Linked DNA regions of Homo sapiens: regions 2 and 3 are each linked to region 1. A link is a loop called in an ENCODE intact Hi-C map of the cell type or tissue named here. Cell type or tissue: PC-9. All regions are shown on one strand.

The links. Hi-C counts contacts between places; a loop is a spot of excess contacts. Peaks named below come from ENCODE experiments on the same cell type or tissue, not always from the same donor. Only the 100,000 strongest peaks of a DNase experiment are listed, where the experiment ranks them.
Region 2: a loop joins it to region 1, with 14 times the contacts of the local background. A loop is called at or near these places in 96 of 110 quality-filtered maps.
Region 3: it touches region 1 in a loop (24-fold over the local background); 8 of 110 quality-filtered maps call a loop at or near these places.

Annotation. Positions count from the first base shown.
Region 1 is chr13:42,107,549-42,115,548 of GRCh38, reverse strand. All of the region lies in intron 1 of DGKH (diacylglycerol kinase eta), which reads right to left. Among named protein-coding and RNA genes, the nearest start is that of DGKH, 63 kb to the right of the region's middle. In PC-9, a CTCF peak has its summit at 4,801 (motif pointing right); a DNase peak (open chromatin) is centred at 4,808.
Region 2 is chr13:41,663,490-41,671,489 of GRCh38, reverse strand. VWA8 (von Willebrand factor A domain containing 8) reads left to right here. Exons shown (of 45, transcript NM_015058.2): 37 at 343-544. Among named protein-coding and RNA genes, the nearest start is that of MIR5006, 99 kb to the right of the region's middle. In PC-9, CTCF peaks have their summits at 2,935 and 3,138 (motif pointing left); a DNase peak (open chromatin) is centred at 3,179.
Region 3 is chr13:41,071,279-41,079,278 of GRCh38, reverse strand. It overlaps WBP4 (WW domain binding protein 4), which reads right to left. Exons shown (of 10, transcript NM_007187.5): 6 at 7,706-7,752; 7 at 6,422-6,497; 8 at 3,042-3,235. Among named protein-coding and RNA genes, the nearest start is that of WBP4, 14 kb to the right of the region's middle. In PC-9, a CTCF peak has its summit at 4,016 (motif pointing left); no DNase peak of the experiment used is centred here.

The sequences.
Region 1 (8,000 bases):
TCTAAACCTCCCACCCCATCCCATCCTCCTTCAAAGCTCTGGCCACTATCACATCCTTGGTATACCCACAGCTCTATGCTCATGCATTATTTATAGCATTAATCATGCTGCATAGGGATTTTTTTTAATGCCTGGGTCTCTCCTATAGGACTGAGTTTCTCAGTGACAAAAACTGTACCTCATTTATTTTTCTATCCCACATATAGCCAAGTATTTGATATGAAGAAAATAATTAATACATGTTAACTAATTTGTTGAAGAATCAGGAAACAAAAAGTAAGAAATTAAACGATTAAAACTTTTTTTCTTTGATAACAACTGGAGGAATTCAGTGGAAAAAGACAATTCGATTTTTCTTTCCAGCAAGTCACTATACTGGCAGGAAGCATAAAACAAAAATAGACCTGACTCCTGTAAAAGAGCCCCAGGCTGGGTTCCACTTCCGCCTCCACCATTTACTAGCTCTGTGACTTCACATAAGTAATCATATCTATGAACCTAAGTTTCCCCATCTGTAAATAAATAAACATCACCTGCCCTGTATTCCTCAGACTTGTCAGGAAGAAACAAAATGATAAGCAAATATCTCCTGTAAACTCCGAAATGCTATGAAGTATCAGAAGTAAGGTACTATTTGAGTAGGTCACACTTTGGGGAAAAAGGTGTTTTTAGTGGGACTGATACAAAGTACATAAAGAGACAATCCTGGACAAGGGCCTAATGCTTCTATTTGGATAAATTATTGCACAAAACCCTAATTTAACCACATAAAGAAAATGTCTAAAGTTTTCTAAATCTTAAGCATAAAAGCAAAAATCAATCATGAAATTTTATTTAATATAATAATGGAGCATGGTTTATAACAAGCTATGTATATTATTTTACTTCTTAGAACACCGATCTTATCTTGTTTACCAGTGAAAATTAGGAAATGATTAGAATTGCTGCTGGATAACTCCACTTGGATGCCACTGGCTCTTCAAAATTCAATAAGCCCCAAACTAATATGTCTGTCTCCCTGAGTAGCCTGCATGCTCAGCGAGAGCAGAGGCCATGTCCACCTCAGTCATCACTGGAGCCCTGGCGCTTACCAGAGTTCCTGGCACAGATAATAGCTCTTAGTAATGATATACTGAACAAATGAATGAATGAACACTGACATTCCGATAAAGTAGCTGAGATGGCTTTTGGGGGAAACTTGCACAGAAGCCTATCTTTAGGAGCTCTTCAGGCAGACCCTTGGCAGGAACCCAGCAGCACTGTAAGAACTCTAGCCAGAGGTGCCTATTTTGTGGCGGGTCATCTCCTCACTTGCAAATTGTCCCTGTGGCAAATATAAGCAATTAGCTGTTGTCTATTCTGGACTTTTTTCCCCCAAATTAAAAGCCATTCTGCTTTTATCCACTACCATTTCATTGTTATTAGGGGAAGCTATCTATCTTGTCCACATTAATATTATCTTTGTGGAGAGGATGGGTATACAGAAGAGATATACCTACAAAATGTGTAAATGAACTACTATTTGTAGAGAGTGAAATTAAAAGACAGTAGATTTTCTATCCTTCCATATTTTATCCAGCAGTTAAACTTAGCATAATTTAGCTTCAAAGGTGGCCAAACACAAACCACACAGACCCATGTTTTACCCCATCCTAAAGCCTATCTTCACCACAATATATTCAATATATTGTGTCTCCTATCATAACATTGCTTTTTCCTTTTATTTGCCCTTCTAAATATTTTTATGTGATTATCATATAAGAACTATTTTTCCCCGTAGCCATGCCGGAACTCATATCTCAGCAATGACTGCTCCTCCTCCCGTGGGTCTGGAAGGGAAGTCATTTGATCTTGCTCTGATTCCATCTGTCAACCTCCTTCATCGGCCACCTGTGAAACTGCTTCAAGCCTGGCTTTCGTATCAGCCTCCAAACTTTCCCATCAGCTCCTTTTGACTCCAGACTCTTGGCTTTGTGCTGGTATCCTCCTTTCCCCTTGTGAATTTTGTCCCACCATGAATTTCCTACTTTCTTAAAAGTAAATGTAAGACTCTGTATTTAAATAAGGATACATACATGACACTAAGCTCTATTAAATAAGCCAGTTGCTCTAAAGTCTGGCTGATCATTACTTGGAGACCTTTATAAACATTAATGCACTTTGATTCAATTGGTTTAGAGTAGGGCATAGGAACCTACACATACTAAAATCTCTTTTGGTGATTGGAATTATCAGGCTTAAAAGACTATTGTACATATAATAATTTGCATAAACCCTTTAAAAAGGTATAATTCAGCACTTTTGTTCCTTTTTCCACGCACCTTTAACTAATATCATTAAGTGTAACCACTTACTTTTACCTGGCTCTGTGCATTTTAAAAATCTGGTGTCAAAATCTTCCTAAAACACATTTTTAGGAAGCTCTGCCCCCACCCAGGAGTAGGAGCAGAAGCTAATTTAGGTTTAATGACTGAGCATGCTCACTGTAGCTCTTCAGGGCTAGCCACCCACAAGAAACCAAGCTACACTCAACTATGATCCGAACAAAAGCCAGATCCAACTGCAGATGAAGACTGGAATATGACCTCCAACGAGGGAATAAGAGCTGCATGGGTACTGGACTCAACCCTGTGTGCTGGGAAATTTCTGGACACGGGCAGAGAAGAATGGCTCCAGCTGCTGTATGCCCCCTTTTGTGATATGTCCATCCCCGCACTGTCTCGCTGACCTCGCCAGGAAAGCAAATGCTGGTGGAAGAACTACAGCGGGAACAAGGGGAGCTTCAGAGAATGATGTCCCCGCTTACAGGAGAATGGCGGTGAGGGATGTTTCTGGGATCAACATTTAATGACAATGCAATCAGATGATGAGGGTGATTTGTCATTTACAATATCACAAAACATTTCCCTTTTTATAAACTGCCACCAGGAGTAGTTGTTCTCAAGCAGTTTGGTGTATCAGGATCATCTGAGCTTTTCCCAAATACATGTGACCAGGCACTTTGAACAGGCCATCCAGAATCTAAGCAGCACAGCCTCCCCATTCTGGGATGCCTCTGAGGAATTCTATGGCTCTGTGAAACAGAGTTCCAAAGCCACGTGGGGCCAGGCATCGTGGCTCACTCTTGTAGTCCCACCTACTCAGGAGGCCAAGGCCAGAGGATCGCTTGAGCCCAGGATGTCAAGGCTGCAGTGAGCTATGATTGCACCACTGCACTCCAGCCTGGGCAACAGAACGAGACTAAGTCAAAAAAAAAAAAAAAAAGCCACAAGGCTAGATGGTATGCATTGACTATAATGACATTTAACATTACATAAAACCTTGATATTTAATATTCTAGAGGTTTGTACAATAGTCTGTTTTCATTCACAAAAACCATATACGACTTTTGTTTTTGTTTTTAATTTCACTAGAAGTAATCGTTTACTTTTACATATAAAACACACACATGTTCTGATTCTGGTTGTCTGAGACATCCATGTGACAGAAAGCTGTAGTCTGGCCACAGTGTAATGTGTGCTGGCAGCATTCACTCTCTGTGCAGGGCATGCCAGGGTGAAGCCCAGTGAAGCGCTCGCTCTTCAGTGGGTCTGTCTGCAGTATTCCATCCTGCCATGCTCAACCCAGGTATAAAAAAAATGGCTTTCCACCACAATTCCTGTGCCCTTTTCCCTGTCCAGAAAGGAAGAAATTCAACCTGTCAAAAGCCAGTTATGCTGCAGCCTGTGCAAACCTGAGAAGTGGTTATGTCTGCCCCGCGAGACCTAATTGAGGGAATGTATGCCCAAGAAATGCACAGAAGCAAGCTTCCCCCTGTCTAGTGAAGTATTCCAACACCTCTGGATATATTCAAATATCTTTATTATTTTGTTTGAAATACTATAAACTCTAATATTTGGGACATTTACATTTAAATATAAATTATGCATTCTAAAGCAAAATAATGAAGATTATCCAACATATTTTTTTTTGAGATGGAGTCTCACTCTTCCCCAGGCTGGAGTGCAGTGGCACACTCTCAGCTCACTGCAACCTCCGCCTCCCAGGTTCAAGCGATTCTCGCACCTCAACCTCCCAAGTAGCTGGGACTACAGGCACGTGCCACCACGCCCGGCTAATTTTTGTATTTTTAGTAGAAACGGGGTTTCACCATGTTGCCGAGGCTGGTCTCGAACTCCTGACCTCAAGAGATCTGCCCACCTCGCCTCCCAAAGTACTGGGATTACAGGCATGAGCCACTGTGCCTGGCCTATCCAACATATTCTAATCACCCTCTGTATCAGTAAACCATCTAGTGATTGCTAATGTACTTTGTCCCTTGCAATGGCTTATAATTTTCTCGAGAATATCTATAATGATGTAATTACCTCCTTGAGACTGTATTTTGTGAACATTTATTTATTAATTTCTAAAATTAAGCTGTCTCTCCTTTTTTTATATGTACCTTCTTTAGAGCAGTTTCTGAATGTATTTTTCTTTTTTTAATTTTTATTTTAAGTTCCGGGGTGCATGTGCAGGATGTGCAGGTTTGTTACGTAGGTAAACATGTGCCATAGTGGTTTGCTGCACCTATCAACCCATCACCTAGGTGTTAAGCCCAGCAGGTATTAGCTATTTTTCCTAATGCTCTTCCTCCCCCCACTGAGTGTATTTTTAAATTAGTATTAGGTAAAAGTATATGGCTTTATAACGTACCGTTACATGCAGAAGGTACAAAATGTACATGCTGTATAAATACCAGACATAACAGTTTTTTCATAAAATATAATGAACTACCATGCATTACCACAAGGTGGCAGTGGTGCTATGCTAATGATTAGGATTTTCTTTCTCAAATGTGAACACAGATGGGCTTTTCTTCAGTTGCACAAATCCTTCCCGTAACTGGTAAATGCCTGAATGTCGTATGTGTAACTGTGTTGTAAATGGGTAAAACAACGAATGAATGAATGAATGAATGATTATCCTTCAAATTCTGAATTTACTTCTTCCTTATCAAATGCCCCTACTCACATCCAAGAATAATCCCTTTGCCCACACATGACATTTTGATGTAACCAACCACTTTCCCCCATGGCCACAATGATGCAACTATTTTGATGTGGGGACATTCTGATGTTGTCTAAAATAAACCACTAGACATCACGTTTGTTTTTTTAACTAATAACTAATGTGCAAAGTAGAGAGCCTCACACCATACCTGAGTCTCACAGGACTGCTGCGCTTACAATGTCCCCTATCCTGGAATGCAGTTTGTGGCTGCAGGAGGAGCTGGGGGTCAGTGGTAAGGTCAAGGGTGGGATGGGAAACAGGGTGAAGTGCAGGCATCTGACTGCTGAGCCACAGACAATCAGGAATCTCACATCTACCACATACAGTTATCTCAGAAAGAGCTACTCAGCATTTCACGCAAAAGATCTGCTTATTTTCTGGAATTTCAACTGCATCTTCAATAATCTGCCTCTGAAATTCTCTAGTTCTTTCCCCAAAGAATATCTGAGTCCCAACTACATGGGAAATCAGAAATCAGTTAGAAATCTGTCAGTTCTCTGGATGGGTAGACAGATTAGATACATAGATAGATAGATATAGATAGATACACATATATATGTTATATTTAATATCATAAACTCCACTCCAATGATGATTTTGATGGACCAGACTGATACCCCTAAAAAGGATAACCCAGTTCTAGTAGATTTTTTAAAAATATCTTATTAATAACTGTTCACAGAAATGAAGAGAATCAAATGTGAGTGTCCTCTGTGATTAGCATGGAACCAAGAAATGGTTAGCATGGAACCAAGAAATGGTCAGAGATGAAGGCTGTGCAAATTACTAGAAAAAACAGCAACAGACACACACACACACACACACGCACACACACGCACGCACAGGCACGCACGCACAGCTGCACATGGGTTCTCTACTTTGGTCTTGACAGCATTTTCTTGCATCCCTTCATCTGGATCCATCCTGTCTTCCATTTATTCCTCCTTTGAGATCTTTCTATATTTCTCTATCATTTGCCAAAAAAATCTAAGCCCTCTCTCCCTTAGGCTACTTCTGTTTATTGTTCTTATTTCCACCTTTGCGTTGTGGTGTAATCGTCCATCTCCATCATGCACAGAGGTGCAGAGGTACGGCCTGGGTTCAAACCTTGGCTCCACGGCTGACTAGTTGTTAAAGACTTTGAACAAATTACTTAACGTTTCTGTGACTGAGTTTCTGCTTCTTTATGGATAATAACAATAACTAAGCCATAGGGGTGTTGTGAGGACTCAGTGAGTCAATGCATGTAAAGTATCTGCAATGGTTCCTGACACACGGTGCTCAGTAAATACCAGCTGGTCTTGTGTTACTCTCGTTCCTGTCCTTTATTAGACAGTAAATGTCCCCAAGTCAGATTCATGTTTACTTCATCTTTGTCTCCTTAGCACCCAGCACTATGCCTATCACCTCAGTGGTACTTACAATTTGTTTGTTAAACTAAATTGAACTAGTCCCTCTGTCTTTCATCTCTAATCGTTCTCTCTCCATCCATTCCTTCCCGTTGGCATATCTTATTTTTAAAAATAACAACTTTTTCCACCTCTTGATTATGTCCCAGCTTCCAAGCTATGCCTTCCTCTCCATTATGACAAAACCGCTTTAAAAAATTAGAATCCTCTCGCTGCCTCTGTCCTTTCCTTTCCTTCAGCCTTACTGCATGCATTATAGCTTCCACTCCCTCCTTTTCAGGAAATCTACCCCTTGGCTATTTCCAATTACAGCCTATGTGCCAAATCTCTCTGAATGAACTTCTTCCCATAGTTCCAATTATCTCCTCTAAATATATACATAACTCCTAAAATAAATTTCTGTATTTATTCTCATTTTCACTCCAGCTCCATTTACAACTGCCTGCCTGACATCTCCACTTAGAGATGCCGTCACCACCTGAAACTCAAGTACATTTTATTTCACGTAACACATGTCTTAGTTTAATAGAAAAGACACTGGCCTGGCTTCAGAAAACCTAGATTCTAATTCCAAAATTGCCAGCAGCTAACTACACGGCACTGGGTAAAAGTCACTCTATACGGAATTCCAAATGAATTCAGCACCTTCCCGTGGCAATTCTGCTCCTCTTCCTATGACCTCACCTGCTAGCAGCAGTGTATTTTCCTAAGCACTGCTTAGGAACCCCAGAACTCCCAACCTATCTTTTATTTTCCCTCACCCTTAAATTTATTTTCCCTCACCCTTAAATTAATCTGCCAATCAAAAGGTTTCTGAAAACTGGTCTTCCTTTTTGCTCCTGTGCCCAGTGACCTAATGCTTGTGATTTTATTATTCTTGCCTAGACTATAACAATGACCCCCTATGAAGAAATGCTTCCAAGACCAGCACACCAGAAAGAACCTCCTGATGGTGAGCAGGGCCAGAACCACCACCTGCCTGTCACAACACTAACTCTTCATTTGATTCCTCTTGAAGTTTGGCCCGAGTGTGAAAAATGACTCTTCTTTTAAGGACTCGTAATAAAGCAGAGGTGACACAGAACACTCAAACAAGACTTTTCTAAAGGTTGGCACTAATAAAAGGGAAGTAGACAGAAAGTACCATTTTAGACAATAGGACAAAATCCCTTTTGTCCTCCATGCCTCTGAGCCCAAAGAGAGACTCTAGGACCCTTCTGTCTCAGCTCCCCCATCAGGGGCATACCAGGGGTCCCCAAAGGCCAAGGAGCACAAGCTCAGAGAGACAGCACACTCAAGGTCTCCACACCAAAGCTAAGAAGCCGAGCCCTCCTGCTTGCCTGTCTACGATCTGTCCTTGCAGTTCTTGTTCCTGTACTCACAGCGGGGCTGCCTTACCCGGGCAGGCCTCAACTGAACACCACAGTCCCACAAAAGTCCCCCACTGTTCACAAGACAATCACATGGACAGAAACAGGAAAAACAGATGTATTTCCTTACACTGAACTAGCCCCCTGTCTAATTAATCCTCCATACTCC
Region 2 (8,000 bases), 440 kb after region 1:
TAATCAGTTTAAACCAGCTTTGTTTCCTGGCCTACCAATTAGTTATATACTGTGATCACTTATAAAAACATCTTTCTTAAAATAGTCTTTCTGGTTTTTTTTTATATTCATGATTGTCCTGCCTCATGTTTGCTTACGAACCCTGGGCATGTTTGTTTAAGAACTTTTGCTCATAGCGTATCCTCATAACCTGCCTATGTGGTGACAGAGGTAAGAGCAGGTATAAAATAATGAGTAGTGTGAGCATACTTTTTCAACAGTAAAGAACATTACAATGTGCAGTGTCATCCCTCCTGCTTTATTTTTGTGGTCTCTTAGCTTCACTTGGATTCCTTTTTCCAGATCAGAATCTCTCTCGCCGTATACCACATGGCTGTCGACCATTTCAGACACAGATGCACTGCTGGCTGAGTGGGACAAAAGCGGTGTTGTTACTGTTGATATGGGAGGTCACATCAGGCTTTGGGAAACTGGACTTGAACGTCTGCAGCGATCACTCATGGAATGGAGAAACATGATTGGACAAGATGACAGAAATATGCAGGTACCATTTGAATTCACCTTATCTCTTAGAGGTGCACATTCAAGTATAAATTTAGTTCCAGATGCCACAGTCATGAAAATTTCTGGGCCAGTGACTCAAAAATAGTTGCTTAAAGAACTAAAAGAATTTTTAGATACAAAATAAAAAGACAAAAACAAATTCTCCATCTAAATGATGAAAAAGTAAAAATGTGCCTTTTTTTCTGTCAGTGCTTAAATGTGCAGGTTACTGACATCACACCATATGAATACAATCAGCAGCTTTTAGTTTTTTAACCTTAAGCTCTAACCAGTTTCCAGTAGCACCTTTGCATCTGTTCTCACTTTTACCATCTTCAGTGTCAGCATCTCTACATGCTACCTAGGAAACAGAAACATTTAGGAACTAGAATACAGCAGATTATTACAAGGCCAGGACCTCTAAACTAGAGAAGGTGAGCAAAAATATGCATCCAATAGAACGTTTTTTATCAACTTCCTTATTTCCAAGTAATGCAAATTTAGTAGTCAACAATAAGTAGACCCAACCCTGCACTGGAGAAAAATATGGGAACAGGCCACCAAAGTGAAAAGAAACCTGATAACTCCAGAAATGACTCAGTCATCATCTAATCAATCTAGTTGCTGTCTGGAACTAATTTGAAGAATGAGGAAGGCTATATGCCCATATATACTAAAGCATATAATAAAGGGATTTATTTGCTATTCATTTATTTTAATCTTTGGAACAAAACTTCTCCTGTTCACGTTACTTTCTTATCCAACAAAAAGAAAAGTAGGTTCCTCCCAGCCAGGTTGTTCTGCAAAGAGCCGATTAGCAAAATAAGAAATTTCTACAAACTATTTCGTCAATACCTGATTAATAATTCCTATTTTATGTGATTATTTTTGTGATTTTCTTTAAACAGAAATAGATATATTCATGAATGAATAATAATTCTCTTAGATCCTTAAAAGCTTGTAGGAACATTTTGAAAACCTCAAACTCAAATCTTTTTGAAGGGGTATAAATATATTAATTTAATTAAGCTAAAACAAATGTGTGACTCTAAAATAAACATGTGATTAAGTAAGTGCCATGGACTGATTACAGCAACAGACTGAATGTTGGTTACTACTCATAACAATATTTAGAAAGCCAATTAATTATGGTCTGTTTCATTTATTATTCTAAACATTAGTTTCTTCTCTTTTTGAATTAAGCTCTTGTTCTCATTACAGTCATTGGTGCCTAATAGTAAATACTATTGTGTTTGAATTTCTATATTTTATATGTGGTAGAGATCAAAGGTCATGTTTTCCATCTGGTCAAGATTAAATTTATTTTTCACGATAGAACTTTACAAAGGACTTTTACTAATCATTTAATAATTGTGCTTGACTGCTACAAAAATGAATTTGTATTTGTTTTTTAATCATGTAGGCCTTCTCTTCCAGTTACTTCTCTGGCTATATATACATCTTTGTACTCCTAGCTTGTAGCACAATGATTGGTGCAATAAGCAATTAATATGTTTGTTTGTGCTCACACTCCTATATACTAAAATGTACTGGTAATTGAAACTATTTGATAACAAATGGAATTTTTCTTTTAAACTGTCACAAATTATTTGTTTAGATGTAACTGAATAAATATTTATTGAATGAGGATATATAGTTATTAAGTTAGAAATGAACAGAATTATGGATCTAACATCTCAAGAATAATCAAAATATTCAGCTACATTACACAGTGAAATATCTGAACTTTCCCTAAACCAAACATTTTCCAGGACATGTGTAACTTTATGTCTCCAGTTTAAAGTTCAGCTATAAGCTGGGCATGGTGGCACATGCCTGTAATCCCAGCTACTTGGGAGGCTGAGGCACAAGAATTGCTTGAACCTGGGAGGTGGAGGTTGCAGGAGCTGAGATCGAGCCACTGCCCCCCAGCCTGGGCAACAAAACAAGACCCTGTCTCTAAAAAAAAATAAAATAAAGCTCAGCTATTACAGAAATGAGACATATTTAGTAATAAAGTTGTATAATTCAGAATTGAATGATAGTTTCATTTGGAAAATTAGAATAGATGTTATCTGACATTCTCCTTTGATCCCTAAGTTCCCTTGATCCATTTTGGTTGATATTAAAAATGCATACTTATATACATACTCAAACATGAGTCTGTATTCTTATGTTCAAACAGACAAGACTAATTGTCTTAATAATCTATCATTGTTTTAATTTTTTGTCATATCTCTCTTCTTCCCTGCTTGGTAAATAATGAGACAGCTTATTTAATTGTTCTTATTTAGACCAGCTCATCTTATTAATTACAAGTGGTTTATACAACCAAACCTAAATAGAAGTCATTCCAGGGGCAACAGTAATAACAAGCAAATGTTTGTCTTTTACAGTTCCCTTTCTGTTTGATCTTTCAAGCTATTCTTCATTTATATACTCTTTATTCAGCACAGATCTGCTCCTAACTTCAGAGCTTGGAAAATGCCTTTCATAGAAGTATTGAAAAAAGAGAATAGGTTCTCCATACCCTGCTTACTTAACACTTGCTGGCTGCAAGCAGCTTCCCCATCACTGACAGAGTAACCTGATCTCCATCTAGTGGCCAGATGGACTTACTTTTTACATCATGGAAATTAACAGGCCTGCTGGCAATGAAAGGCTTATACACTCTTGTCTTGTATGGTTCCTGTTGAGCAAGATAGGCGCCTTTAGGTCAGCAGTGAGGGCTGGGCAAATAACCTGCCATGCCATCCACCACAAAAGATCCCCATGCCTCCTGATTCCTCTGCATCATAGCAAAGGAACTGTCCATATTGAGATAAACAGTATATTAATAATTAAATGTTTTATCACTACTCTGTTTGTCTTTGCTACATTTCAGCCTTCTGGAGTTATTAGCTTTGCCATTGTTGATTTGAGTTTTTGTTTTTGTTTAATGAATTTGTTGGTATTTTTATTTAATGAGTACAGCTTACAAGAGAGTATTTTTTGAGCTCTACATATAAAATGTGTTCATTAATTTTACATGCTTTGATAGAAACATGTGTTTTTCCTATAATAAATAACCATAACAACAAACTGAAAGGATTAATATAAATGTAGTTTTAAGAGACCATTATTAAGAATGCATATTTATTACTTGTAGATTTCATATTTTCAGAAACATGGGTTAATTATAAGTCAAAATTCTTCTGGCTATATTTAAAGTATATTATTCATACTTAGTTACATTTGTCTTCCTTCCAAGAAAGCTGTTAAAGCTATACCACAGATTTCCTCAGAAATCAGATCATCTTCTCTTGGTGATTATTTTTGTGGGAGCAAAAAGGCTTAAAAGGTTATAGCTTTCAAATGTTATTTTCTAATTAAAAGAAATCACAAAGTAAATCTTCTGTATATTGCTGGTAGGATCTCTCTGCAGCCTTTGAATAGTACTTAAGGAAGTAGTATATTCTTTAACAATGGTTGCAATCTTCTGAAATACAGTGTGAGACTGGAACTTTTTCATCATTATAGTGAAGACAGTGTCTGGTACACAATAAGCACACAACCAGCATTTGAAAATAAAAAGGAGTGAGGCATAGAAAGAAATACATGGAAAAGATAACTAATTTATGTTTAGCACTATTAGTCTATTCCCCCTTTTAAAGAGAATTTTCTAGGACTATGAATAAATGCAGTTTGATGTACTTAGGTAAGTAAGCTTGGCCTTTTCTATAATCTCTAGTCTAGCAGTTTTGATTTTTGAAGATCTCAGTTGGATATTAAGTTCTATTTTCAGTTTTAGAAACCACTGGGTTATTTAACTGGCTGACTATTAGTAAATTTACATGCTAGGTAATCTTCAGATCCTCTATGGGATTATGAAATTCTTTGTTCTTTTTAAGGAGCATAGTTTACTCTTATACATCATTCTTTACTTTGATCAATAACTCTGAAAAAATAGTCTGATTCAGTGGATCATTGTTACAGAACAATCCATATTTTGTAGGATTGTTATATGTACATGTGTCTTTGGGAATCTTTCTTGGCCCAGAAAGGCAATGCTTTTCTGAACTTTTATAATTTCTCACCATCCATGTCTCCTCGCCACGTGTCAGTAGAGCTGGGTTTCAGCAAGATGATCCAGCTGTTTCCCTATATGGTAACACTTGGGCATTGCCTGTAATTATTTTTTTATTGTTTATTCCTATTAGAGAAGTCCCAGCCATGAAAATTCATTTTGAATCTTTAAGATTTTCAGGAGTACTGAGTGAAAATGCAAGATCCCGGTGGCGTGCTAGTAAACTAGTTCTCATGGAGACTGGGGGGTTGTTAAGTTTGCCAGTTTCCATTTTGCAAACACCCCCACCATGATTTCAAGCTACCAAAGGTTAACAATCAGCTTGAAAAATTCCTAAGTATTTAGCAGTTATCTCTCATAGGCTGATATAGTTTAGCTCTATCATGCCACTTGCTTATTTATGGCTTTATCATCTAACTCCCCAAAGAGAATTATGGCAGTTACCTAACAGCAAGGCTTTCAGAAATGAGGCAGTAAGATGGTGATAGGGACAGAAGCAATGAGAGAAAAGGGAGAAAGGTACAGAGAACACAGATAAGATAGTATCATGTTAGCTCAGGAAATGTGGAAGCCTGCAGTTATCCCAGTAACCAATTGGCCATACTCTTCTTGAACCAGAAATTTGGTTTGAGTAAAGAATTGAAGAAAAATCTGCCCTGAAGTAAGATAGCACTCCTGGGTTCATGCATATGGGCCTCCTTTCTTATATAGATTGTGTTTCAGAGAGAAATTGCAAGTTGATTTTTACATTCCTCTAAAAGAAAAGCTTCCATTGGATCACAACATTATCAGTAATTGCTAAATACAATTAAAATTAAATCAGCAGTCACCTCCCTAAGGCAAGCAAATAAACAAGTTTATGATTTTAGGGAGGCTGTGAGGTTTCATTAACTTTTTATGCATATCCAATAAGAATGATACCCCTATAAATTATGAAAATTATAGAATGTTAAACTAATATTTAAAATAGAAATATTATCTTACTTTCACTCTTTAGAAAAGGTCTAACCTCAAAAAATTCCTTTTCAAATCATCAGCAGGACTATTTCAATCTCCTCTCAAGACAGGCCGTAGGATAATTGTGTTACCATATCACTAGTGCATATTGTTCAACAATATGATCAGCAAGTAAAGAGGTAATTTTAACAATATTAAAGTATAAAGAAAACAAATTAATTCTGCAATATACTGGCTATAAACCTGAATGTGAAATGCAATTAATAGGTTGACAGTCAATGACTCTAGAACTGTTACGGTTCTGAGCTCGTTAGGTATACACTTACATTTAAGTACTTACATTAAGTACTTACTTAATGTACTTAATTACTTACATTAAGTACTTACTTAAATGTAAATGTATACCTTACAATCACAATGGCTATAGAAATAAAAGCTTCTTGCTATTATATTTATGATTTTATTCATAAGCAGTACAACTTATTATTTAAGAGCATGAAATTTATAGTGTTCAAACCTAGATTAAAATCCTGGTTCAACTTTGTAGGTGATCTCTGGCAAATTACTTATTCTTTCAAAGCCTCACTTTCTAATCATAATATAAAAATAATTGAACCTTAACAAAGTTGTAAGAATGAAATACAGTAATGCCTGGTACAGAGTAAGTACTCAGTAAACAATAAAAAATAGAAACTTAGAATTTAAGTTAATATTGGGCTACGGAATTCTTCAATGCTTTATGGAGACAAAGCCAAATTTAAATGAAACAGTATTACTCAAATACCTAATATTAACTTATGATCCAATGAGTTACATAATTCATCATCTATACTAGTGTTAAAATGTAAGCTTTGTTTATAATCCTGTTTGGAAAAAATTTTGTCAGATCCAAAAAAGGAATTGTAAAAATGGTCTTTGCCTAAACCTGTCAGCTTGAAGAAAAGCAGGAAATCAATGATAGGACAATTGTCAGCAGAGGATTATAGTGTTTAGCCTTATTTAAAAGACAAATTAGAACAAGACCAAAAAACATGCAGCAAAGTATACATCATTTACTCTGAGTCCTGAGAACAGTAGAAAACAGGAAAACAACAACAACAGCAACAAAAACACAGGGCAAATTGGAATCCTGTCTTTCTAAGCTTTTCATAGCTTTTTCCTCCTCCTATTTTAAGCTTTTGTTAGCAACAGGACTTGAAGATACTGTGTAGTTCTGAAGGTTGTAATGTGGGGTGGCACTGAAATTTGGAAGATTAGTCGAAAGTCTGTCCAGGCCGTTGAGACATCCAGATTTTCTCCTCTATCCTATGCTTCTAGGCAGCTGGCTCTCCTCTGCCCTTACAAAAGGCACCAATTAGGACAGGAGGGAAACCATACAACAAGAAGATAAAGTGAAAGTCTGCTTTTTTTACTTAGACTCAAGGAAGGTAGTAGCATCTATATTTAAGAATTTCACTGAACTAAAGAACCAGATATACAGTATAACAAATGGAACACACACACACACACACACACACACACACACACACACACATCAAAGCATGTCCACTTGAAATTTTAGAACCCCATGGATAAAGAAATAAAGCCGATAACTTCTAATTTTGAGAGAAGTAGGGAACAGGTCATATAAAAGTGGTAGAAATCCTAATGGCACTGGGTTTCTCCAAAGCAGCATTGGAAACTAAAGAGAAAATCAAAGAGGGAAAAGGATTTCCGGCTAGAATTTATATCCAGCCAAGCTATTAATCAAGTAGACTAAAACCATTATTAAATGTGCAAATCTCAAAAACATTACATTATTTCTCAAGAAGCTACTGCATGATGTGCTGTCGCTAAAAAAAGGGAGTAAACCAAGAAAGAGGAAGACATAGGTGGAAAGAGTGGCAAAGGTAATTCCCAGTTGGGCAAAATTATCTAACATAAAAGCCTATTTGATAATAAAGTGCTGAATACCTCATGTAACTTACTGAATACATTATGTCTAGACTGTGACATAATATATTCAGTAAGTTACATGAGCTATTCAGCACTTTATTATCATTACTATACAGACAGTCCCCGACTTAACGACGGTTCAATTTAACAATTTTTCTACATCGTAAAGTAGAAAAATTGTTAAATTGAACCACGATGTAGAAAAATTGTTAAATTGAATCATCGTAAGTCGGGGACTGTATAGTAATGATAAGGTAAACAATATTGATTTGTTTATGATAGCACTTTATTAGGGGGAATGAGGGGAGAAAAAAATGAGTGATGTGTGTTTGAGGTGGGAGAGGAAAAATAATCCTTACCTTTCATAATAGGAAGTCAATAGACAATGTCTGAAATTGAAAAATAAGGAGACATAAGAATATTACTTAGAAATATGGAGGTAAATAGTAAAAGATGTAGTAAGCAGAGTTGAAGTAGTTACCTTTAACCTCTTAATTGC
Region 3 (8,000 bases), 1.0 Mb after region 1:
TTTTTAATTACAGCCTTCTGACTGGTGTAAGATGGTATCTCCTTGTGATTTTCATTTGCATTTCTCTGATGATCAGTGATGTTGAGCATTATTCATGTGTTTTGGCCACCTGTGTGTCTTTTGAAAAATGCCTGTTCATGTCCTTTTCCCCCTTTTCAATGGAGTTGTTTTTTTCTTGTTGAGTCCCTTGCGGATTCTGGATATTAGTCCTGTGTTGGATGCATAGTTTGCAAACAGTTTTTCCCAATATGTGGGCTGTTTATTTACCCTGTTAATTGTTTCTTTTGCTGTGCATAAGCTTTTTAATTAAGTCCCTCCCATTTGTCTATTTTTATTTTTGTGTTTACTTTTGAAGACTTTGTCGTAAATTCTTTGCTTACGTCAATGACCAGATGAGTTTTTCCTAGATTTCCTTCTAGGATTTTTTTTTTCTTTTCCTTTTTCTTTTTTTGAGACAGAGTTTCACTCTTGTCGCCCAGGCTGGAATGCAACGGCACGATCTTAGCTCACTGCAACCTCCGCCTCCCAGGTTCAAGCGATTCTCCTGCCTCAGCCTCCCAAGTAGCTGGGATTACAGGCATGCGCCAGGACACCCAGCTAATTTTCTATTTTTAGTAGAGATGGGGTTTCTCTATGTTGGTCAGGCTGGTCTTTAACTCTCGACCTCAGGTGATCCGCCCACCTCGGCCTCCCAAAGTGCAGGGATTACAGGTGTGAGCCACCATGCCTGGCCTCCTTCTAGGGTTTTTATAGTTTCAGATCTTTAAACATTTAAGTCTTTAATCCATCTTAACTTTTGTACATGGTTAGAGGTAGGGGTCCAGTTTCATTCTTCTGCATACAGCTAGCCAGTTTTCCCAGGATCATTTATTGAATGGGGTATCCCTTCCCCAGTGTATATTTTTGTTGATTTTGTTGAAGATCAGTTGGTTGTAGGTATGTGGCTTTATTTCTGGGTTCTCTATTCTGTTCCATCAATCTATGTGCCTATCTTTATGCCAGTACTGTGCTGTTTTGGTTATGACAGCCTTGGAATATAGTCTGAGGCCAAGTAATGGGATGCCTCCACCTTTGTTCTTTTTGCTTAGGACTGCTATGGTTATTGAGGCTCTTTTTTGGTTTCACATAAATTTCAGAATTGGCTTTTCTAATTCTGTAAAAAATGAAGTTGGTAATTTGATAGGGATTGTGTTGAATCTGTAGATTGGTGTGGCCAGTATGTCATTTTAGTGATATTGATTCTTCCAATCCAGAAGCATGAGATGTTTTTTCATTTGTGTGTATCATCTATGATTTCTTTAATCAGTGTTTTGTAGTTCATTTTGTAGGGATCTTTCACTTCCTTGGTTAAATGTATTCCGAGATTTTTTTTTTGTAGTTACCACAAATGGGATTGAGTTTTTTATTTGGTTCTCGGTTTTACCATTATTATATAGATATAGGTATACAGAAATGCTACTGATTTTTGTACAGTGATTTTGTATCCTGAAACATGACTGAAGTCACTTATCAAATCCACGTGTGTTTTGGAGGGGTCTTTAGGGTTTTCTAGGTAGTAAGATCATTTAATCAGCAAACAGAGATAGTTTGACTTCCTCTTTTTCAATTTGGATGCCTTTTACTTCTTTCTCTTGCCTGACTGCTCAGGCTAGCACTTCCAATATTATGTTGAAAAGGAGTGGTTGAAGTGAGCATCCTTGCTTTCTTAGGGAGAATACTTTCAGTGCTTCCCCATTCAGTATAACGTTGGCTGTGTGTTTCTCATACATGGCTCTTCTTTTTTTTTTGAGACAGAGTCTTGGTCTGTCATCCAGCATGGAGTGCAGTGGCACTATCTCAGCTCACTGCAAACTCTGCCTCCCAGGTTCAATCGATTCTCCTGCCTCAGCCTCCCAAAGTGCTGAGATTACAGGCATGAGGCACCGCACTCGGCCTCATATATGGCTTTTATTATTTTATTATTATGAGGTATGTTTCTTCTGTGCCTAGTTTGCTGAAGGTTTTTATCATGAAAGGATGCTGAATTTTAACAAATGCTTTTTATCTATTGAGCTGATTATATGGTTGTTTTTAATTGTTTATGTGGTGAATCACATTTATTGATTTGCATACTTTGAACCATCCTTTCATCCCTGGAATAAAGCATCCCTTTATCATGGTGTATTAATCTTTCTGATGTACTGCTGGATTCAGTTTGCCAGTATTTTGTTGAAGGTTTTTGCATCTATGTTCAGCAGGGTTATTGGCCTGTATTTTTTTGTTGTTGTTGTTGGAACACATTCATTTTGACGAAAATAAATTAATCATTTCTATCCTAAGTTGGATACTGGATTACCTAAATCTGGCTGGCTATAATCATTGTGAGATGGCAATTACAACGAAGGCTTTGCTGCTGCTCCTCTGTAAACTGCACATAACCCTTACTCTAAGTTCCATCAAGATTTGTGAAGTTGGTAGAGAAACTGCAGGCAATGACAAGATCCTAGGTGTAACTAGGTATTTAGGAACTCTGATTTTCCTACATTTCTCAGGCCAACAATCGCAACCATTGCTCAATGCTAATAATGTGTCTCCTCTGCTTTGACTCATGGGCTCCTGAGTGTTCCCGGTTTTATTTATCCAGTTGCCAAAATATGTCTTAATTTCTATGTTCTATCAGAAGACTTAAGGTCTGTAGAGCTTTTCAAAAATTGATGTCAGCTGGGCGTGGTGACGCACGCCTGTAATCCCAGCACTTTGGGACGCCGAGGCAAGTAGATCACGAGGTCAGGAGATCAAGACCATCCTGGTTATTAACATGGTAAAACCCTGTCTCTACTAACAATAAAAAAAATTAGCCGGGTTTGGTGGCACACACCTGTAGTCCCAGCTACTCGGGAGGCTGAGGCAGGAGAATTGCTTGAACCCGGAAGGTGGAGGTTACAGTGAGCCAAGACAGTGCCACTGTACTCCAGCCTGGGGACAGAACAAGACTCCATCTCAAAAAAAAAAAAAAAAAAAAAAAAAAAATTTGATGTGAAGAGTAAAATTTAAAAACCTACCTTAAACTTTATTTTTGGCTTTTCTGTCTCTGTAGAGACCCCTCCTTCTTCTGCTTCCTGTTCCCCATCAGAATCACTATGCGAATCTGATGATTTGGATTCATCTAGGGTGCCAAGTGAATTTTCATTGACCTTACTAGAAGGCAGATCACTAGTGTGTGGAATGAAATCATCAGGTTTCTCCCATCTGGATTCTGCTCAACACATTTTAAAGTCATGTTATTTAGTTATTAATTCTATTCAGATGTAATTTCAACATAACATTTATCACTTACAATTATTAAATGACAATACTGTATGTATTTCATACTATCTCTTGATCAAGAAGATAACAGAGTTCTCAAACCTCTTGCTCTTGTATCTTTCAGAAATTGATTTCAAACAGCCCGGATTTACTAGATGTGTAAACTATAACTCCAATGGAATGAGAGACCTAAGAACTGGGTGATATTTCTAACGGTTCACAATTTATCTGACACCAATTTCAGGAAACGTATTGATAATGAGCAAACAAGAGATTTCCTGAAACTTGCTTATCACAGAGATTTCCTTTCCTGGCCCCAGTGTGCTGGCTTATGCTTGTAATTCCAACACTTTGAAAAGGCGAGGTAGGAGGATTGCTTGAACTCAGGAGTGTGAGACCAGCCCGGGCAACATAGCGAGAACCTGTCTCTACAAACAATTAAAAAGTTAGCAGGCATCATGCCATATTCCTGCAGTACCCACTACTCAGGAGGCTGAGGCGGGAAGACTGCTTGAGCCCAGGAAATAGAGGCTGCAGTGAATCATGATTGTGCCACTGCACTCCAGTCTGGGGGACAGAGCAAGACCTTGTCTCAATTTAAAAAAAGAAAAAATTCCTAAGATTTTCATGGAGTGAAATTACATTGTGAAGCACTAAGTGAATATTAAATTCTCATTTTTATTATGGTGGTTTGGTGGGTGGGGGGGCAGCAATGGGAATCTCAATTGACTGAACTCTACTGCCATCCAGTGGTTCATTGGGCTTTTAGTAAAACAATAATATTTCTAATTACCTTGTAATTAATTCCCTACTTTCAACTGGGAGAGTTTTAAGAGTGAAAGGGGCTGCCGTTAGTAATTATTCTGGTCCAGGAATAAACCAAAATCATTCAAGGCAAACCAATATATACAGCACCTTAATTAATACAGAGTTCTTGGCAGGATTAATGAAAAAACATTACTTTTCCTAATCCACATTTCACACAAGTTAACAATAGAACTTTCAAGAATTTATTTATTTTATTTTTATTTATTTATTTGGCGTGATCTCAGCTCACTGTAACCTCCACCTCCCCGGTTCAAGCGATTCTCCTGCTTCAGCCTCCCGAGTAACTGGGACCACAGGCAAGCGCCACCACGCCCAGCTAGGTTTTGTATTTTTAGTAGAGACAGGATTTCACCACGTTGCCCAGGCTGGTCACGAGCTCCTGACCTCAAGTGATCCGCCTGCCTCAACTTCCCAAAGTTCTAGGACTACAGGTGTGAACCACCACGCCAGTTCAGGGAGTAATTTATTTAGCACCTACTATGTGCCAAGCACTGTTATTGGAACTTTATGACATATGACATTCATGACCTTACAGAGCATGCATGTTTATTCTATTTCACTGAAGAGTGACTATAGGCTCAGTAACACCCACAGTCACATTGCTGGTAAGGAAAGAAGCTGTGCATTGAACTCAGATCTGTCTAACTCTAAAGCTATATTATATCACTATACTATTTTATATGTATAAAAATCCCAACCTTCAATTGTACTGGAATATAAACATTGCTATAACTGGGCAGGCTAAATATCTACTTGGAGGTTAAAAGGGCCTTTTCTTCCTAAAAGATTTAATGCTATGCAATGAGCTAATGATAACAGGAATTAAAAAAACAAAAACAAGCCTCTCCTAAAGTTACATTAATGTTATAGCTGTTCTGATAAATTCAACTGTTTATGATGTTAAATTAGATGAAACATTAATTTGAAAGTTTTAGGGCCGGGCGCGGTGGCTCACGCCTGTAATCCCAGCACTTTGGGAGGCCGAGGCGGGCGGATCACGAGGTCAGGAGATCGAGACCATCCTGACTAACATGGTGAAACCCCGTCTCTACTAAAAATACAAAAAATTAGCCTGGCGAAGTGGCTGGTGCCTGTAGTCCCAGCTACTTGGGAGGCTGAGGCAGGAGAATGGCATGAACCCCAGGGGGCAGAGCCTGCAGTGAGCCGAGATTGTGCCACTGCACTCCAGCCTGGACGATAGCAAGACTCCGTCTCAAAAAAAAAAAAAAAGTTTTAGATAACAATTAGTATTTATGCATGCTTCGTAAGTATTTATGCAACTGAAACATTGTTAAATTTTCACTTTTACTAATTTGTTAGACACTACTAAATAGCTTCAGTTTTATTTTTTATTTTATTTTGAGACAGTCTTGCTCTGTCGCCCAGACTGGAGTGCAGTGGTGCGATCTTGGCTCACTGCAACCTCTACCTCCTGGGTTCAAGTGATTCTCTGCCTCAGCCTCCTGAGTAGCTGGGACTACAGGTGCCCACCACCACGCCCGGGTAATTTTTTAGTAGAGAAGGGGTTTCACCATGTTGGTCAGGCTGGTCTCGAACTCCTGACCTCAGATGATCTGCCCGCCTTGGCCTTCCAAACTGCTGAGATTACAGGCGTGAGCCACCGCGCCTAGCCTACTTTTTTTTTTTTTTTTGAGACAGAGTTTTGCTCTTGTTGCCCAGGCTGGAGTGCAATGGCACGATCTCGGGTCACTGCAACCTCCGCCTCCCAGGTACAAGATTCTCCTGTCTCAGCCTCCCAAGTAGCTTGGATTACAGGCATGTGCCACCACACCCGGCTAATTTGTTTGTATTTAACAGAGACAGGGTTTCACCATGTTGGTCAGGTTGGTCGCTTAACTCCTGACCTCAGGTGATCCACCTGTCTTGGCCTCCCAAACTGCTGGGATTACAGGCATGTGCCACTGTGCCCGGCCACAGTTTTATTTTTAAAAAGGAAAAGGCAAGTTGAGCCAGATGATCTCTAAGCTACCTTCCAAGGTAATGACTATATTTCTAAAATAATTATAAAAATAGTAATGTCAGAGAAAGCTAAAATGATTCTATTTTTAAGTTTGTGAATGCAATATCAACTGAGAATAACATTGGTGAACAGCACAACATAATACGAATATAAATCTTTTTGCTTTTCCACTGTATTGTTTTTAAATTACAAAAAATAATTCATGTTTACTACACAAATATGTTTATTGTATACTAAAATTTCCAAGTTCAGATGATTAATCAGCAGGCCAATAAGCAGTTCCAGGTACAATTTTAAACAGTTAAGATAATCAAAGGTAATACTTACCTCCTGTTTCTGTATTATAGTAATAGGTAAAACCATCTTCACTTAAACCTTCTACCCAAACGGTCTTCACTGCTGTCTAATAGGAGGAAAAAAACCCAGCATAAACTAAGGATAACCATGATTTTCTATTGAATAACTCAGACAGTCAGCCACCCTTGCCTCTCCTCCTGACACCTGGTGATATCATCTCGATCTGCATCCCCACCCAAATCTCATGTAGACTTGTAATCCTCCAAGTTGGAGATGGGGCCTTGTGGGAGGTGACTGCATCACAGGGGTGGTTTCTCATGGTTTCAACACCATCCACCTTTGGTGCTGTTGTTGAAATAGTGAGCAAGCTACCCTGAGATCTGGTCATTGAAAAGTGTGTGGCACCTCCCTTTGCTCCTGGTCTGGCCATGTAAGATGTGACTGTTTTCCCTTGGCCTTCTGCTATGATTGTAAGTTTCCTGAAGCCTCTCCAGAAGCTCATGCCACCATGCTTCCTGTACAGCCTGCATAACTGTGAGTCAATTAAACCTCTTTTCTTGATAAATTACCTAGTTTCAGAAGTATTTCTTTATAGCAATGCAAGAACTGACTAATACACCTGGGTATTAGGGGTGGTAGTACTAATCATGGCCAGGAAGCTTGGTTTTTGCTAATAAAGAACCAACTTTCAAGCAGTGGATGTCTCACCTTTGAAAGCCAGGAACAATTCCTTCCAAATGGACAGGAACATGTGAATGGCAACTGACGGCAAACCAACTAATATTTGCCCTGAATGCAGTTTTTGGATAGATATCAGTACTTTTTTTTTTTTTTTTTTTTTTGAGACGGAGTCTTACTTTGTTATCCAGGCTGGAGTGCGGTGGTGCAATCTCGGCTCACTGTTAACCTCTGCCGCCCCAGGTCCCAGTGATTCCCCTGACTCAGCCTCCTGAGTAGCTGGGATTACAGGCAACTGCGACTGCGCCTGGCTAATTTTTTTGTAGTTTTTAGGAGAGATAGGGTTTCACCATCTTGGCCAGGCTGGTCTTTAACTCCTGACCTTGTGATCCACATGCCTCAGCCTCCCAAAGTGCTGGGATTACAGGCATGAGCCACTGCACCCAGCCAGATATCACTATTTCATCTCCATCCAGCCTTCTAACAAAAGCATTATGGGAAAAAAAAGGACACAGTTTGGGGGTGGAGGGAGTGGAGTATTTGTAAATAAAGTTGCTTAGCAAAACTCTACAAAAACCTAAGAAACGAATCACTGTAAAGAATAAAACAAAAACACTATTAATATGCTTCAATTACCTTTTTTAAGTCTCCTTGAAATCCTTCAGGTTTCTCCCACTGAGATGCTTAAAGCAAAATATATTGCATTTATAAAATCTTTTTGCTTTAAAAAAATACTTTCCAAAAAATTTGGACAAAATTTACAGTCATTATGTACAAAACACTACAGGTCTACAATTTAAAACATATTTGAAAAATAAAACAGAACATACATCCCAGTACTGTGCAGACAATATATGTGAATGCTACGTAACCAAGAAGAAAGGACAGAACGAGGGATTAGAAGTTACTGGAACTTCCACAGGAATTTTAG